2 separate regions of the Mus musculus genome follow, and region 2 is linked to region 1. Evidence: chromatin contacts called from ENCODE Hi-C data. All regions are on one chromosome and are shown on one strand. Each heading gives the region's core, a stretch centred on a gene start or an enhancer-like site at or near the end of the contact. The rest is flanking DNA. Distances are from core to core; before and after follow the strand shown.

Region 1 (6,671 bases), core at 3,606-6,105:
CTGGGACACCTCTGTATGACCTATGAGTTCACAAGACTGGCAGGACTTGCCCAAGGCCCAAGTTGACACAGCTAGACCTAGCAGAGCCAGCTAGACATCAAACCCAAAACCTGTCCTTATGTATCAAGAATTTCCAACCATAGGGACCTGCCACATGTCCTCTGGGGCCCACAGCCCCTTCTCACCGCAAAGCCCGGCTCAGCTTGTCATAGTTCATCTGGGGTTTGCACTTGCGGACCCCCCAGAGGCGAGCCACTTCATCAGGGTCCTTGATGACAAACTCCCCGTAGTCCCCCTGCCAAGCGATGACGCCCTGGTACTCCTCTTTCCGAAGCAGCTCCAGGATAAAGTGCCACAGCTGGATCTGCCTGGAGCCAGGGGATGACTCCGGTTTGTAGGCCCAATCTGGGAAGGCAAACCCTAGGGACAGGAGACAGGGAGTTGCCTGGGGTCAAGATGCCAAGGTGGGGGCTCTGGCTCCTACTGGAGTTTTTATGTCCTGCCCCACCCCTCAGTCTTCCACCATCAGGAAAGCCCTTTTCCTCAGCCAGATTAAGACCCAAATCTGAGAGTAACCGTATGGGCATCTGCGTGAGGGGCCTAGACAGGAGCTGGGAGGAGGGGAAGCTGGAGTCGGCTCCAGCGACACCGGGAGAAACAGGAAACCAACGGCGGCGGGTCCCGGGGCCAGTGCCAGGGGGCCAGGCACCAAGCCAGGATGGCGGGCAGGGCTGCCAGTGAGGGAGGGTGAGGGGCAGAAAAGGGTACACGTGGCCAGCAGGATGGGGACACAGCCCCCTATGTGTACCCCAACTTCCATTCAGAGCTAGCAGTGCCCCTCTGCTTCTGTGGCCCTCCCCTCAGAAACATGTATGATCTTTCTCTCAGGTTATAGAAGCTCCTACTCCCACCCAGGACTGGAGAGTATTTTTTTTTTCTTAAAAGGACCAGGCCGGGTGGGGTGGCTGGTTGACGATGAGGTCAGCGCTTGCACACACAGAGGCTTCTGTCTTCCCTTGAGAGTGAAACCCAGACTGTCTGAGAGCCCCCCCAACCCCCACAGCACTGGACCCTCTGAGCCAATAATGCCCTCCTCAAGTCCACCCTTAGGACCTGGATGGAGGGAACCCAGCCCAGACAGCCCAGGCAGGCTCAGGACTGTCATCTTCTTGCCTCTTCTGCCTTCTCATCCTTGGCTAACTCTCAGCCCACCTGCTGGCCCGCCCCCAGCATTAACCTTGGGTGGAGGTTGGTGGCGGGCTGACTTGGTCCCTGGAGGGGGTGGGCAGCCTGGGGTGGGGGGGCTGCGGTTGTTGTCATTTCCCAAACCCCCGGGTAATCAGGGGCCATCAATAATTCAGCACTAGGCAGCCGGTAATGGAGGGGTGGGAGGAGGGAAAGGGGAGGAAGGCACGGAAGGGGGGAGGCAGATCAGGGGCCCGGGAGCCACTATAGAAGGAAGACCAAGGTATATGGTTAAAAATGGGCGGGGTCCAATTCAAACAGAAAGCAAGCAAGACTCTGTGCGAGATTCAGTCTCCCCGAAGCCTCAACCCCCAATCTGAAATCCAAAAGTGGTCCTTTTCCTCCTTCAGAAACCACCTTTCCCAATGCATAACCCAGTGTTCCCCTGAACAGGCAGGCAGTCGAACCCTGGGCTAGGTAGAAAGGGATGGCCTGCTCAACACTCCTTAGTCCACATGCCCCATTCAGAAATCCCCATCTCAAACCAGCCAGCCACTGCCAGGTTCCAGGACAGGGCTTCCAGCTGTGTAGGATGTTGGGCCCAGAGTCCTGGCCCAGCAGTCCTCGGTGACAGCCCCTGACAACCCCTTCTAAGGACCCCAGCATCCACAGCCTCATCCTTCTCTTGAGAACCCAGCTGTTCATCCCAGCATCCTTGTCCTGCTATAGGGAACCAAGGCCCTGCATTATCCATTAGGGTCCTGAGGTCTTTGGGAACCCAAGTCATCAAGTCACCCCTCCATATACCGTGGAACTACCTCCAAAAAAAACTCCTGGCTCCCTTCAGGGCACAAAGCTCCACAGACTCTCTTATCTCAGTTCCAACCTGGCTCCCTGTCCCAAGAGGGGGGCTAAGGCCCCTAAGACATCAGTCCGGAGGTGGAGGGGTGTACTGACTTCCACCCTCCCCCCAAAATTAAAGCCACCCTTCCCAGCCCACCAGCCCCAGCCTCCGTGTCCCGGTAACCAGGCAACGTGTGTGCAGCGACAGTCCTGGGAGCGGGGGAGCAGGAGGCTAAAAATAAACTTTGCAGAAGAGAGGGAGTGAGAGAGACTACATGCAACACAAAGGGAACTCGGAAAGGAGGTGGGGGGGCTCTGGAAAGGCCTAAGCACGCATTCTGGGAGCTGTCCCAGGCCCCCTTGCTAACCTCCTTCCTGGGAAACACCACCCCCAGGGCCTGGACCCTGGCTTCTACTTCTGGCAGAGACCCCTCCTCATGCCCAGGCCCACCCCAGCACCACCCTAGTACCGGCTTTCCTCATCGGACACAGCATACACGAGGGCCTGTTCCCAGCTTTGGGGAGGGGACGGAGTGGGGGTGACGTCAGGGTGTCTCAATGGGGCTCTGTTCCCCAGGCCTTGGAGCCAGGAGCCAGGCACGGGCAAGGAGACCATGTGTGTGTTGTATACGGGTCCACGTGCTTAAATCACGGAAACACCAGCTCTGCAGCAAGAAAGCTTGAGGGTGCAAGACCTCTCGAGCATGGGGGTCCAGTGAGGCTTTAAGAAAGCAGCTGCACTGAGAGAAGGGCTCCAGAAACGCAGACAGGGTGTAGAGGTAGCTGCAGACAGGAAGGACATGATGGCTGGGTCCCAGAAGGCACACCTGGATATCCCAGACTGTGCAAGCCTGGGTCGGGACATAAGTTCTGGGAAACAATCCCCAACTTAACATGACTGCCTAAACTTTTTATGGGAATATAGGGGTCAGATTGGGGGGGGGGGGTTTGAGGAAAAATACATCTGCCTCCCGGGGGGCCTCAACACCTCCCCCACTCCAGGCAGACCTCGATGGCGCCAGAGCCGGGAAGAAAACAGGAAGTGGGAAACAGCCACGGCGGAGCAGAAAAACGCCGGGATGGAGGATCGGATGGAAGGGCTAGCAGTGGCCAGCAGTCGGAGAAACAGACCGACCTCGAGGCCGTTCTGGTCTCTCGCCTTCCCTTGAGAATCTACACATGACTGGGACCCCAGACAGGGTTGCAGTGGCCCTACAGGTTCCGTCAAGCCAAGGCCCGTAACATAGAGGGAAGACAAGGCGGGGTTGTCTGGGCGCCTTGGTCCCCTCCCCGGTGAGGCGAGGCTCCTGCTGCCCCCAGGGCCCGGCAGCTCACGAGCCTGTGGGAGTCGGGGAGTGGGGAGTAAGTGGGACGCACGTGACTGACCCTATGGCACTGCACACCCCTACCCCACTCCCGACCCCCTTCCTTGGCCCCAATCCCCTGGCGCCGGAGCCCTGCTCCGAGCCCTTTAAGAGCCGCCCCCACCCGCCGAGCAGGGAGGTGGGGTGGGTGGGCCGGTCGGGGCACACACCCGCACATAGGAGCCGGAGCCGCGGCCGCCGCCGGGGGAAGGAAACAAGTTTGAACAGCGGCGCCCGGCCCCCTTCCCCCTCCCCTCGTCCCCGCCCCGGGCCGGATTCCGACGGGGCAGACGGGCAGGGGGCGGCGAGGCCCCCTCCCCCCGCGCGCCCGGGCGCAAAGTCCAGCCTGTGCGAGCCCGGGGGCGGCGGGGGAGGGGAAGGGGGAAAGTCCGAGTGGGAGGGGGGGTTAATCCTGCTGCCCCCCGCCCGGCGATGGGGGGGGAGGGGAATCCTGGCCCCTTAAGGAGGAGCAACTTGGCGGGGAAGAGAGGGGCGGAGGGAAAAGACGGCCCGCTGAAAGAAGCGCAGGATCGGGGAGGGGGAAGGACGAAGGGAGAGCCTCTGCATTCCCCCCCCCCCCCCCATCTTTCCCACCCTCCTCAACTCCCAGCCTCCGCCCGCGCCGGAGGAGGGTACCCAAGTCTCCCCTGAGCCACCTTAAAGCCGCGCGTTCTAAGGTCGGAAACAAAAAGTTCCTTTTTCGAACGTTCGGGCTGCGCTTTGGAACTTTGCGACTCAGTCCGGGCGGGGGAGCGAGGAGACGGACGGGGGAGGGGCGGTGCAGCCCGGACCCCGAGTCCCGTGTTCCCCTCTCACGCCCAGCTCCAGGCCATCCCGTATCCCGCTCACCGGGTGCTGGGCACGCGCTGCCGTGAAGGTCACGGGCCGGACCGCGCAGCGCAGAACCGAGCATAGCGGGTCCCTGTACAGAACCCCCACCTCGCACCGCACACGTCCCGGCCCCCGGAGTGCAACGTGACAGAACGACAGGGAGGGGACTCTGCCACCCCAGTGATCCCGGGAGAACCCAGGTTGCCGAGTCCGGGAAGGGAAAGCCCAGCACCCGCAGCACCCATACCATTCCGAAAGGATCCACAGAATTGGGGCTCCCAGGCAGCACCCCAGCTCGCGCCTCTAGAAGCAACAGGTCTCGAGTGCTTGGGGGTCCCCAAGAACTGGGTATCAATCGGGCTCCCCAGAACCCCTTCAGCCCCCACCCAAAGTTTTCCCTCCCGGTTTCCCGGGGCAACAAGTCTCCCCCACACGTGCTGCCCCCGCCCCCACCTGTGTCCGCCGGGGTCTTCATGCTGGGGGGCCCGGGGCAAGGCGCCCCAACTCCGGGCCGCTGCTCCTGGCGCCCGCGTTGCCCCGTCCCGTCCCGCGCCCGTTGGGACGCCCTCGCCGCCGCACCCGGCCTCGCCTCTCAGAGCCTCTCCCCTCCCCGCCGCCGCCTCCCGGGTTAATATCGCACTCCGGGGCCGGGACGCCCACGCCCCCCGGCCGGCGACGTCACCGCCGCGTCGCCATGGAGACACTGTGCCCGCCCCCTCCCGCGCACTCACACACGCTTGCCGGCGCGCAGCCACTGAGGACCGGCCGGCTCTTGGCTTAAAGGGGCCGCGCGGCGGGGGGGGGGGGGGGGGGAGGAAGGGCAGGGAGGGGCTGGGGAGGTCCTGGGGGTCACGACCCTTCTTGGAGGCTCTAAGTCAGAAGAACTTAAGTCTTCAGCACTCAGTACCTGCTGCCTCTCTTCTGCCCTTTCCTGGCTCCAGAGTTTCTTTTGGGACCTTTTTGGAGGAAAGGAATTATATGAAGGGGGACGATCAGAAATTTTTGTGGGGAAGGGGCAGAGTCTTCTCCGCAGGGGGGCGGAGTCTGGATCTTGGAGGATGATCAAGAGCACAGCCATTTCCCAGCCTGAGTTTACCCAACCCCCTCAACCCCGAGCCTGAAAGAGGGCAGCTGTCCAGGGGTGGGGTGGAATGGGTGGGAAACATTTCCCAGCATCGGAAATGGGGAGGCGGCTGTACCCTCGACTCCTGTGGAGATGGGGTCTTGGCCTTCCTGATAGACCCAGTCCAGCTGGGGAGGAAGTGACCAGAATGCATTCGGGAGCCCCCACAATCACCACTGTCCCTTAGGCTGCAGCTGTCCTGGGAACGCGGCCGGAGGTACCCCCACCTCCACACTGGAGCAGGGGGTTCCGGAGATAGTGCCAGGATGCTGGGGGCGACCCAAGTCTGAACAAATGTGCTCCGGAGGAGCATTGGGGGTCGCCAGGAGAGAGGAAGACAGGGCTTAAGACCAAAGGCCCGAGCGTAGGGGAAGTGTTAAGTCTGTGTTCGCTGCAGCAGATAGGAGGAATGGATGGAGCCTGAGGCTCGGGAAACAGGAAATCGGGGTACCGATCGGATGCAGGTAGGCAGCCTGCTACTGGGTAGAGGGGAAGCAGAGCTATATTCTCATAAACTAAACCTAAACAGTCTCAGGGAAATAATGAAAAATAAACCAACCGGAGTTACCAAAGGAAGAGATAGGGGACTAGGAGACTGAAAAGATGATGAATCAGAGCCGTGAGATGCGGCAAGCAAGAGGGAAGGCCTATCTGGCTCAGGCTATAGGTGCTTAAGGCTTCAAACCCAAACTTCTCCGTTGTTGGGTTCCTATTCAGCCTTTAAACCAGCTCACGGGTGCTAGAGAGAAGTCTCATGCCTCCTCCTTAGGGAGACCATGGCCTCCAGGGAAGTGTCACCCCTTTGGGAATTATGTAACCTTGCCTACGGACAGTGCAGCTCCCCACGGATATTGTAACCCTCTGGGAGCAGCGTGGTCCAGCAATAATCATCATTGTTACAATAACAGCTCTCAATTCTTAGTGCTCACGATGTGCCAGGCTGGGAGCCAAGCATTGTCTGTAACATCTTCATACTCATAAAATCCCAATGAGGGGCCTGCTATTGTAACCCCTACCACAGATTAAGAACCAAAGGCTCTTTCTTACAGGGGAAATTAATCTGCCAAAGTCCTATAGCAAGGAAGTGCTGGGATCAGTATTCAAGGCCTGATCTGTACAATTCCAGTTTTGCCATTGTACTTCACTGTTTAAAATAGATCCGTAACACACCCCATGTCCCCATTTCCTGACAACAAAAACAGACTTGAGTGGCAACCCTACTTCTCCTACCCACTCTCTTACCTAAAACAACGGAAATCACCTCTTTAAGCCTCGTCTGTAAAAATGGGGCTATTTTTTAGGCCCTGAAAGATAAAAGATTATTA
Region 2 (6,244 bases), core at 1,629-4,128, 2.2 Mb after region 1:
TGACACACTTCCTCCCACAAGGCCACATCTCCTAATCATGCCACTCCCTGGGCTAAGTATGTTCAGATCTCCACAGGTCCCACTAGCTGTTCAGTATGTGGTCTGTAGTGAGCCACTTGAACTGTGAGCAGACTCTCAGCTGTGTTTTTTAAATATTTTATTATTTTTATTACTATTAATTAAAAACACCTTTGTGCTGCTATAAAGCACACGCTAACCTTGAACTCCCGATTCTCTTGCCTCTGCCTTGTACATGCTGGGATGACAGGAGTCATGACAGCCACCATGCTGAGTGCTGAGCTCTTCCTAAGCCTCTGTTATTGGTCAGGCCATAGAATAGACTGTGGAGAGAATTATGTGCCTTTACCTACCAGGATCCCGACTCCAATTAGAATTGTTATCCTCTTTTCACATTAAACCAAAGGCCAACAAGCAACTACTATTCTCTTTTTTTATTTTTATTTCATTTATTTATTTTTAAGACAGAGTTTCTCTGTGTTGTACTGCAACTAACTCTGAAGACCAGGCTGTCCTTGAACTCACAGAAATCTGCATATCCCTGCTTCCCAAATGCTGGGTTTAAAGGTATTCGCCACCACACCCAGTTTAGTTTGTTTTCTAAAGAAAGATAAGGCTTAAGGATTGAAGAGAAGGCTTACTGGTTAGGAGCACTGACTGCTCTCCCAGAAGATCTGGGTTCAGTTCACACCTGTCCTTAACCCTCACATAGATAGACATACATGCAGGCAAAACACCAATGCACATAAAATAAAAATAGTTAAATAGAGCCAGGCAGTGGTGGCTCACACCTTTAATCCCAGCATTTGGGAGGCAGAGGCAAGCGGATTTCTGAGTTCGAGGCCAGCCTGGTCTACAGAGTGAGTTCCAGGACAGCCAGGGCTCCACAGAGAAACCCTGCCTCAGAAAAAAAAAAAAAAAAGTTAAATAGAAGATAGTGCTTGAACCTTTATTGGTTACATAATAGATCTTCTAAAAGATTTATCTTAGGGGGCTGGTGAGATGGCTCAGTGGGTGAGAGCACCCGACTGCTCTTCCGAAGGTCCAGAGTTCAAATCCCAGCAACCACATGAAGATTTATCTTACTTTGTATACATAGGTGTTTTACCTACATGTCTGCCTATGTACCACATATGTGCCTGGAACCCACAAAAGCCAGAATAGGGCATCTGGAATTATATTGTTGGGACTCCTATGTAGGTGCTAGGAATCAAACCCATGTCTTCTGGAAGACCAGACAGTAGTCTTAACAGTTTAACCACCTCTCCAGCTTCACAGACTAGCTCTTTGTTGATTGACTGTTTGTTTGTTTGTTTCTCCACACATGGTTTCTCTGTAGCCCTGGAGACAGAACTCAGCTTGTCACTTAGCAGCACCAGTGTCTTTACCCACTGAGCCACCTCCTCAGCCCAGCATTCTACTGTTTGGATTTGTGTTTGTGCTTGTTTGGCTGTTTATGTAGTACGTGTATCGAGTGACTGAGAAAGTCAGAATAGGGTGTTGGATCTTCTAAAACTACAGTTATAGGCAGTCATGAGCTGCCATGTGGGTGCTGAACTGAACCTGAACCAGGAGCCGAGCCTGGTCCTCTGCAAGAGCAACAAGTACTCTTAGCCACTGAGCCACCTCTCCAGCCCTTAATGTTCTACTCTTAGTAAATCATCAGGCTATTTTACTTTATTTTATTTTTCAGTGCTGTAACCAAGTGCAGGTGTTTAACATGCTGAAATGTGAGGCAAGCACTCTTTCACTAAACTGTACCTTTCCAAACATATTTTAAGAATAGCTGAAGGCCAGGTGTGGAGCGCAGGCCTTTAACCCCAGCTCTCAGGAGGCAGAGGTTAGTGAATCTCTGAGTTAGAGGCCGCCTGGTCTATAGATTGAGTTACAGGACAATCATGGCTGTTGCCCAGAAAAACCCTGTCTCAAAATAAACGAAAACCCAAAACCAAGACAAAGAGACAAACAAAAACATACACAAAAACTAAACTAAAACCCAACTAACCAAACAACCAAAAAAAAAAAAAAAAAGAATATTAGGTGTGGCATAAGTCTCTGGTTCCAGTCACTGACAGGCTGAGGAGGGTTGGTTGCTCTGTTTCCCAGGCTAACTTGGGCAAGTTAGTGAAACTGTCGCAAAAAAAAAAAAAAAAAAAAAAAAAAGTTCGTCGGTTTTTTTTGCTAGTTTGTTTTGTTTTGTTTTGTTTTGTTTTAAGACAGGATCTCACTCTGAGGTCCAGGCTGGATTCAAATCCACTAAGTAGTCCGGCTGCAAACTCAAAGCAATCCCCCATACTTTAGTTTTCCCATACTGGGGTTATGGGTGTGAACAACCACGCCCCGCAGGAAATTATTTTCAGGGACTTAAACTGCTGCCCAAAGTCACACAGCTCCTCCGGAACTGATGCCCAGGACGTGACTCTGGTGTCGTTCCGTCCCCCCCTTACTCCCGTCTTTAATCATAGTAGAATCCAGTTGTCTCACTGTATTGAGTCCAGTATCCTAAGCCCTACTGAGAAAACTGTTAATTTTGTAACTCTCAAGAAGTAGGTCCTCTTCCAGAAGTCATACAGTTTTCTAAAATAACACATGAAGTGACAGGCCTGTACTTTTTAAAGTACAAAACCCCTACCTGTCATCGCCCCACAAGGGAAATCGCTACCAGAGCTGTCCCTTCGCTCAGGCAGTCCTCCTGGGCATGCGCTTTAGGGACAACCTCCCCCCTCCTTCTGGAACGGCCCCGCTCAGGCTCCGCCCACCACCACCAACGAGAGCCGATCCCTGAGCTGCAGGGCGGGGCTGCCACGCGAGTGGGCGGGAACTAGGGATAGTCGAGTGTCTGGAGTCGTGCGCCGGAGTCAGAACTGCGCCTACCGTCCCAGGTGTCGGTTGCTGGAGCAGAACAAGCTAGCGATGCTACGGCAGCCGCTTCCTGATTGGCTGCGTGTGGCTCCCTCTTCGTTCTGATTGGCCGCGAGTGATCTGTGTATGTAAATGAAGGGGCCTGGTGGGGAAAGACGGGGGTACGGGGGGCCGGGTTCTTTAGGGTGTTCGATACCTCAGCTAGGTAGATGGTGGCCGGGGCTGACCGGGATCGAGCGCCCAGGGCCTGTATGTGTCGCCCGCCCGGGCCGGGCTGGGTGAATCACGTCGGAGCCCGAGAAGGGGGCGGAGGCGCCGGCTCCCTGGCTCCGGCTGCGTGACTCACCCGCCCCCGCCGCCGCCGCTCCGGGAGGAGCCGCCTCCGCTGCCTTCCGGAAGCGAGGGAAGGCCGGGCTCACTGAGCGGCCCGCGGGGGTCGCGGCTCGCTGTGGCCCGGGAGGGACAGGCGGTACCCTGGGGAATCTAAAGGATCCCGGGGTCACTGGGGCCGGAGTCCCCGGGGGAGCCCAGGTTGGAGTACCGCTAGGGGGCGCCGGGACTCGGGGGGGCGGAGTCGGGGTGGGGGCTGAATTCCTGCGGTTCCCGGCTCCCGGGTCTTCAGCGAAAAGGGCAAAGACTGGATTTTTAGTGTCTTGCTAGGTCTAGGCAGCGTCCCCGGGACTGAGACCCTGCGGCCTTTATGCCCCCGTTAGATTAGGCTAGGGGCTTCAAACTCTAGTCCTCTTGGAAGAAAGTACCGATTTTCAAACTTCTGTCAATGACTTACTCCCGCGGCCCTTCAGGGTTTCCCTTGTCTCTCTCTTTCCTCAATAAGTTCGGGACCCTTACTTCCTTGAGTGACTACTAACAGCTTAGGCTTTAAACCCAAGCGGCCAGCATCCCAGTGAGTACAGCAGTCGGAAGGCAGGCAGTTCAGGCCCACTTCTATCTCCAAACCTACACACACACACACACACACACACACACACACACACACACACACACATGATGCTGCCCCGCCACCGATCTTTCCCCAGGCAGCAGCTACCGGGGATCCTCTAGAGACCTTGCCAACTAACGTCACCATTCATCTTCCTGCCTAGACCCTACCCTCCATGACTCTGTCCTGACACTCTGAAAATCCAAGCCTCCTATTCCTGCCCGCGCCTCCTCCTGCTTGCTCCCCACCCCCACCGGGACTCCTACTGTGTCACACTCTCTGCGCCTGCTCCTAGTGTGTGGTGGCCTTCTTTTTTTTTTTTTTTTTAAACTCCCCAGTTCAGGTTTACCTCTCTCTGTCTTCCTTTGGCTCTTTCAGGAAAGCCTGGCCCTGCTTCTCCATAGCCTACAGTGCAAACAGCAGGACTCAGCTTCAATGTACTTATCTTTCTTAGAAAAACCTGCCTTGACTACCTCCCAGGATGGCATCTTCCTACCACTTTCTGTACATTTGACCATAGAGTTCCATGCATAGCAGATACTCTGTATTGAACTGTGTAAGATGGCTGTATTTGTAATCAAGGAATGGAACACACCTGTAATCCTAACCCCTTGGGAGACTGAGACAGGAGGATTGCCTGGAATGGCTGGTCAGCCCGGACTACAGTGTGGGGCCCTGTCTCAAAAGAGCAAAACCAAAGAGTGCTTATAAATAAGAACTAGTGATGTGGTTTTAGAGCTTGCTGTTCCTACAAAGGACCTGATTTCAGTTCCCAGTACTCACATCTGATGGCGTACAGTTACTTTAAAATCAGCTCCAGGGATTCCAGCAGCTGGCTTCTTTGGACATCTGCACGCTCATGCGCGCACACACACAAACACAAAAATGTAAAATAAAAGTAAAATTTCAAGTACTAATGACCATGTTGCAAGGGCTTTTTGTTCCTTTAATCTAATCTGTAGTAGCAACTTATAACAGAATGCTGTCTGTATCTCAGAAGCTCACTGAGGACGCTGAGAATATAACTCAGTTGGTAGAATGTTTGCCTTACATGCAGGAGGCCCAGGAAGTTCCATCCCCAGCATCAAATACACCAAGTATGGTGGCACACACCTGTAATCCCAGCGCTGGGAAGGGGAAGAAGGGAAGAGCAGAAGCTGCCTACATAGCACGTTTGGGGGCAGGTCAGCCTGAGTTACACGGGACCCTGTCCCGTTAGAAACAAATAAGAATTTGCTTAGAAAACCTAGACCTGGAGGTTAATCGACTGGTCAGGATCCCACAGACAGCAGTTGTCAGAGCTGGGTGTGAACTGAGTATTGGCTTCCCATAACTGAATGGCTCCTTCCTCCCTGCAGAGGATGCTGAGCAAAGGTCTGAAGCGCAAGCGGGAGGAGGAGGAGACGATGGAAGCCCTCTCCGTGGACTCGTGCTGGTTGGATCCGAGCCACCCGGCAGTGGCGCAGACCCCGCCGACGGTGGCTTCTAGCTCCCTCTTTGACCTCTCAGTGGTCAAGCTCCACCACAGCCTGCGGCAGAGCGAGCCGGACCTCCGGCACCTGGTGCTTGTGGTGAACACACTGAGGCGCATCCAGGCGTCCATGGAACCCGCACCTGTCCTGCCGCCTGAGCCCATCCAGCCCCCAGCCCCTTCTGTGGCAGACAGCCTTCTGGCTAGCTCAGATGCTGGCCTCTCAGCCTCCATGGCCAGCCTCCTGGAAGATCTCAACCACATTGAGGACCTGAACCAGGCCCCCCAACCCCAAGCAGATGAGGGGCCTCCAGGCCGCTCCATCGGGGGGATCTCACCCAACCTGGGTGCCTTGGACTTGCTAGGCCCAGCCACTGGCTGTCTGCTGGACGATGGACTGGAGGGCCTGTTTGAGGACATCGATACCTCCATGTACGACAGTGAACTTTGGTTACCAGCCTCTGAGGGTCTCAAGCCCGGCCCTGAGAATGGCCCAGCCAAGGAGGAGCCTCCAGAGTTGGATGAGGCGGAGTTGGACTACCTCATGGATGTACTAGTAGGCACACAGGCACTGGAAAGGCCACCAGGGCCTGGGCGCTGACCCTTAGGACCCAGGGAGAATTGACTTGGATCTGAGTTGAGCCTGGTGGTGACACCAACCCACTTTGACACGACACAGGTGGCGTCCCCTCACAGAGGAGAGCCAGGGTCACTTTGGAGAGACTGTACTGAGTCCTGGGAACTTCACATCCATCCACCTGTCTTGACCAGTGAAGGAGTTGGAAATGAGCCCCGAGTGGTGAAATGACAGGGCCCAGTGACAGTAATGGTGTTTGGGCCAGGCTGGGGTTGAACTGGGATAATAGTTTGGGCTATCCCATCCCATTATCCCCAGTGTGGGAAGAGACCTCATAATTTTTTGAAATTAAAACCAGCTTTGGGAAATACCAAGT

Evidence for each region. Hi-C counts contacts between places; a loop is a spot of excess contacts on that map.
Region 2: a map of T-helper 2 cell shows a loop between it and region 1 (5-fold over the local background). The contact joins the promoter of Sertad1 here to the promoter of Erf in region 1. A Hi-C loop is called at or near these places in 1 of 37 maps with a recorded cell type or tissue (T-helper 2 cell).

Annotation. Positions count from the first base shown.
Region 1 is chr7:25,245,903-25,252,573 of GRCm38, forward strand. Erf (Ets2 repressor factor) reads right to left here and starts at 4,856. Exons shown (of 4, transcript NM_010155.3): 1 at 4,677-4,856; 2 at 186-420. The coding sequence starts at 4,698.
Region 2 is chr7:27,484,075-27,490,318 of GRCm38, forward strand. Sertad1 (SERTA domain containing 1) reads left to right here and starts at 2,879. Exons shown (of 2, transcript NM_018820.4): 1 at 2,879-3,004; 2 at 5,179-6,240. The coding sequence starts at 5,182. The coding sequence ends at 5,892. Gm38972 (a long non-coding RNA gene) reads right to left here and starts at 2,886. Exons shown (of 5, transcript XR_881906.2): 1 at 2,651-2,886; 2 at 219-341.